Regions from separate parts of the Mus musculus genome. Here region 2 is linked to region 1. Evidence: chromatin contacts called from ENCODE Hi-C or POLR2A ChIA-PET data. All regions are on one chromosome and are shown on one strand. Each heading gives the region's core, a stretch centred on a gene start or an enhancer-like site at or near the end of the contact. The rest is flanking DNA. Distances are from core to core; before and after follow the strand shown. Region 1 has its middle 4.1 kb from the start of Gm11665. Region 2 holds the start of Mettl2 (methyltransferase like 2).

The links. Hi-C counts contacts between places; a loop is a spot of excess contacts on that map. ChIA-PET counts read pairs that join two places held with the same protein, here RNA polymerase II (POLR2A).
Region 2: a loop to region 1 is called in a map of T-helper 1 cell, with 2.5 times the contacts of the local background. The contact joins the promoter of Mettl2 here to the enhancer-like site in region 1. A Hi-C loop is called at or near these places in 1 of 37 maps with a recorded cell type or tissue (T-helper 1 cell). POLR2A ChIA-PET finds 5 or more read pairs at or near these places in 1 of 5 experiments (Patski).

Annotation. Positions count from the first base shown.
Region 1 is chr11:104,564,955-104,567,654 of GRCm38, reverse strand. It overlaps a transcript of Myl4 not described here and the pseudogene Gm11661. Among named protein-coding and RNA genes, the nearest start is that of Gm11665, 4.1 kb to the right of the region's middle. Within about 2 kb of position 1,364, at least 1 of the 3 ENCODE cell types and tissues checked has a DNase peak (open chromatin) inside an H3K27ac peak, as active enhancers do.
Region 2 is chr11:105,125,102-105,127,801 of GRCm38, reverse strand. It overlaps Mettl2 (methyltransferase like 2), which reads right to left and starts at 1,377. Exons shown (of 9, transcript NM_172567.3): 1 at 1,196-1,377; 2 at 935-1,026. The coding sequence starts at 1,305.

The DNA.
Region 1 (2,700 bases), core at 115-2,614:
ATTTTGCTCTGTAGACCATACAGTCCTCGAACTCACAGCACCTACCTCTACCTGGCAACTGCTGAGATTAACGGTGTGACCCACCGTAGCCCAGCACCAGTTAACTTCTTTATGCCACGGTTTTTCTCCCCTGGAAATGGAGCTGTTGATAGAACAATGACAGCTGTTCTGTGACTTTTCCTGGGGAATCATGTGTGTGTGTGTGTGTGTGTGTGTGTGTGTGTGTGTGTGTGTATGTCTGCATGTCTGAGTGTGTGCTTGATTAAGTTCGTGTGTACCACAAGCGTGCTGGTGCCCAGGGAAGCCAGGAGTTAGACTGCCCAAAGCTAGCATTGCAAGCAGTTGTGAGTACCTGATTTTGGCACTGAGAGTTGACCTTGAGACTTTTACAAGGATTGCTGAGCCAGCTCTCTGTCTCTGTCTCTACACTTTCTCTTACTTGTTGATATTTGGTAGTTTGGTTGGCTAGTTGGTTGGTTTTGTTTTTCAAGACAGGGTTTCTCTGTGTAGCCCTGGCTGTCCTGGAGCTTGCTCTGTAGACCAGGCTGGCCTTAAAGGGCTGGGATTAAGGGTATGTGCCACCATACCTGGCCCCACTTTCTTTTTTGAGACAGATCTCTCACCAAACCTGGAGCTTGCCATTTTGGCTAAACTGGAGGTCGAGTAAGATGCTAGAATCCTCTTGTCTCTGCCCCCACACCCCAGCACTGGAGTTAAAAACACATGCCATCACACCTGGCTCTTACATGAGGGCCAAGGAGCCAATTCTGGTCCTTGTACTTTACTGGGAAAGCTATTGCTATGCGCCCCAGATAGAGTAGGCAAGGGTAGAAGAGAGGAGAGAACTGAGTCCACAGAGCTGTTCTCTGACCTCCAAACACGCAGGTGCATGCACACACGCACAACTACACAAAGAAAATAAAATGTTGGTATTGTCTCTGCTCTAGCAGATATAAAACACAAACCAAGAAATGGAAGGTCTCACAATGGATCTGTTAAGACTGTCACATTTTGATTTTCTGGTGAAAGATTTGCCACTGTTGGCCAAAAAAGACTGAAAGAAGTCCACAAACTATATAAAGAGAAAGTGCTTTTTGTGGAGACTGAAAAATTACTAAAGTGTCTGGAAGCTGTAGAAAAATGAAAACGCAAAGAAGAGCTGGAAGTCATTGGTCTAATAGAGAAACATGGCTACTTAGCCATAGCCAACTAATGACTTCAAGTCTAAAGAAACGAGGAAAGCTTTGCAGCAAGGAACGCCTGTGACAGAGTTACTGAGGAATCTGGAAGTGATGATGAGAGCTAAATTGGTCCTTGAACCAGGAAGTTCTGAAATATCTTTAGCATGTGAAGCAAAGAAAGCAAAGTGTGGGGTAGCGTGCTTGCAATCCCAATACTGAGAGGTGGAGAGGGGCGGACCCATGGGGCTCACTGGCCCGCCAGCCAAGTCTACACACATGGTGAATCCCAAGCCAGTAAAAGCCTTTGTCTCAAAAAATACATGCATACATGCATACATACTTGTAAGAAGTTGCATAGTGCCTGAGGAATGATAACGTGCACCCCCACACCAGCCCCACATGTGCATGCATGCGAGCGCTTACGCACATGAAAACACACACACAATAAAAAAAATTAAGACCTCATACATATCTATTTCATGTTTTAATTGCATTAAAAACTAGTAAAACAGGTCTCGGACTCAGAATAAAACTGTAGTGGCCCTGGTGGATAAATTATAAAAGTATTGGACGCTTTTTTGCAAAAACATTTTAAGATTGAGCCAGCTAGAAAGCGTCTCTGGCTATTGACGGCAGAGCCTCTGGGAACCAGAGTTCTGAGACCGCTAGTGCAGTTGCTTTGCTAGAGCACGCGGTAGTCACATGAACAGAAAATGATTCATTGCCTTTTCAGATGAACTAGTACCACGTCCTGTCTCGTGACAAGGTGTGACCTTAAAACAGGCTTTAATGACTAGGAATCAAATCCCAGCAGGTGGAACTGATTTTTTTCTTCCAATGATCCAGGACTCAGAAGCCAAACACACGGGTGTTCATTTTAGTAACTGGTGAGACCTTGGTTGGAGAAGTCTGACACGCTGCTGTTCCGAGGGAATATCAGAAGACAGACATTCCAGCTCAACCATTTCAGGAACAACACCGAGTGCTGTCACTGTTTCAGATGCAGATGATACATTCGTGTTGGGTATGTGTAGCTTTGACACTGGAACTCGTGATGTAACCTGAACTTTCACATCACATGTGATATTTCATAACATCTGACTGATGTAAGAGGTCCTTGGTGGCCCATGAGCTCACTGGAGACACAGAAGACACGCAGCGACTACCCAGGATGACGGCACAGTTCTGCACATGATGAAGGGAGAAGGGAAAGGAGGGGGGAATAGAAGAGGGAAGGGAAGAAGGGAGGGAGAGGAGGAGAGGAGGGAAGAAGGGAGGGATCGGGCAGGGAGGAGAGGGGGAGGAAGGGAGCTCACAGAGTTGTATGTACTCAACTAGCTCTTGAGGGGGCTTCTCTGGTCTAACAGGCATCCTCCCAATGGACTGTAAAAAGAGTCAAGAGCTTTGCATTGGTGAATAGGACGCTTGTGCTTAAAGGGAGTGAGATCCAAAAAGTGTGAGGGAGCCCACTTCACACTGCTCACCTGAGCAGTGCATAATATTTGTTTAAATGTTGCCA
Region 2 (2,700 bases), core at 128-2,627, 560 kb before region 1:
CCTTTAACTGCGAAAAGAGGATACTGGGCTACATGATTTTCAAAATCCCTCTCAACTCTACGAAGCTTTATCTAGTCTTATCTACCTAACAATGCAGGCAGGGTGCCTACTTTGCAACTGGAATATATACATATACTTATTTTTGAGACAAGCTCTCATGCAGCCCAGGCAGGAGTGGAACTCTACGTAGCAAGGATGCTCTTGACCCCACTCAACCTCTTGTCTCTGCCTCCCAAGAGATTACACCCCTACATCTTAGGAGGTACGTGCCTGGCCAGTGACCTCGGTACTATAGAGAAACTATCAGTGCTTATTATCATAACCGATGAGCCATCTCTCCAACCCCCTGATGCCTATTACCTTAAAGTTCCAGGTTTACTTTCAAACGCCTCCTAGAAACAGGGACAACCAGTTCTAGTATTTTATAAAGGAATTATTCTTGTCTTCGGAAATGACCTCTTTCGCTTTGAGCAGACTCGTCTCTCCACTCTGCTGCACGCATCTTTCTTTGGTAGAAGTCCCACATCTCCAAACCCAACACCTCAAGAAAAGATGTTATGATCTAATCCTCTCCTCCCACAGTACGTTAGGATCCGACCACATCAATCTAGCTCTGATGGAAACGTCCCAGCAGAAGGTAAACTGTAGAAGCTACCCTAAGATGACTGAACGACTTTACGGTTGCCACAGGCCAGCCACATCAACGCGACACTCGTAGAACTAGAGAGTTCAACAACAACAACAACAAAGTCCAACCCCAATGGCTTCAAGACTTTGTTAGAAGACAGCCCCTTTGCCTCCTAACCCGTCCCCTCCCCGACCCGTTCTGGGCCGGAGTTCTCCATCAGGTCAGTGATAAAACGATCCCGGTGCCCCCATTTTTCTTGCCGTCTGGAGGAGGCGCGTCCCACACTGCGGGCACAACGGAGCGCACCTTGCTTCTCCGGGCACACCAGCGGGGAGCTGTTCTCCTGCACTTTCCTCTCCGCCGCCGCGGCCTGCTCCTCGGACCACTTCACGTTGTCCCTGTGAAAACCAAACGGGCAGCTTCAGGCCCACCGGTCCCGGACCCGGGAACGTCGGTCCTCGGGAGGCGAACGCTTCAGCTACCGCCGCGGGAGGAGGGCCAGCGGGCAGGGCTTTTCTCCAAGTGCTCCGGGCTGGCGAAGAGCCGGGCGAGATGCAGGGCAGTTACCAGGCATTGTGATGGAAGACGCGCGCCGGGTCGCTCAGGAACCGGTGCCCGAACTGCGGTCTCTTCCCGTCCTCGGTCTCCGGCACGCCTTCAGGGAAGGAGGCCGCCATGACACCGGAGACGGAAACGCCTTCTCTTCCCGAAGGCGAGGACTTCCTGTGGGCCACGCCCCTTCCGGAAGTAGCGTCACTGGGAGGGAAGATGGAGGGCGGGGCGGGGCGGGGCGGGGCGGGGCGGGGCGGGGCGGGGCGGGTTCCAAGTGATTGGGAAGCTCAGCGGAGGCGAGTCCGAAAGGAGTCATTTCTCCCTGGAGATGCACAAGGGCGTGCAGCACGGGGAGGAAGTAGGAGGCTATTCCCTCGAGTACGGTTCCGTGCAGGTCCCAAGATTCCCCCCAGGAAAAGCTTTGACTAGCCGACTGTGATGAGACGTGGTCACCAGACCACAGTCCGCGGGGAGGCAGCGCGTGGGTTTTGAGAGCATGAAGCTTCCGTGTTAAATGACATAACCGACCACACCTCCTTGAAAAGCCAGGCTTAATTGGCACAATAAAAATTGTAATTCGTTCATGCATAGAGCTTGTAATATGTATTCAATTTATTTAAATGTATACATTGTACACTTATATACTATACATATATGTATAAATATTTTAAAACTAATAGTAGGTCACTGGTATATAATTTATAATTGCACATTTTTAGCCTTATATTTTCTATTTAAATAAATTTCCCCTTTATGTGTACGCATGGTTGTGCACCACGTGCATGCAATGCTCATGGAGGCCAGAAGAGGGCACCAGATCTCCTCGAACTGGAGTTACAGATGCTTGTGAACCAACATATGGGTACCAGGGATCAAAATATGGGTCTCCTAGAAGAGTAGCCAGTGCCCTTAATTATAGGGCTCTCCAGGCTCTATAATTTCTTTAGGCTTGGTGGCAGGCAGCTTACTTGCTGTGCCATTTTACCAGCCAGAGTTATTGTTGTTGTTGTTATTATTGTTGTTGTTTTTGTTATTATTTTGATACATTTTGAAGGACTATGTAATTCTGGCTGGCCTCCAGCTCTCTATGCAGATTAAACTGGCCTCAAACTCAGAGATGTGCCTGTCTCTGCCTCTCAAGTACCGGGATTAAAGGCATTCACCATCACATCCAGCTATATGTATTTTTTTTTTTTAATATCATGCTCTTTAAAAGCTGTTAGTGTTCACATTCAACAATCCCATTATATAATTTTTGTGTGTGCAGAAAGCTCATTGTCCTTTTACTTGAAGTTCCAACATTATTTTTAATAAGTGAGCCATTTGAAATATATGGCTGCTTCTCTTTCTCTCTCCTCTCCTCCCTCCCTTCTTCCCCCCCCCCGTGTGTGTTTTAATTATTATTTTCTTTTTAAATATAGAATTCCTCTATATAGCTCTGACTATCTCATAACTCTCTTTGTAGACCAGGAAGGTTTCAACTTCAGAGATCTGCCTGCCTCTGGCTTCTGGGTACTGGG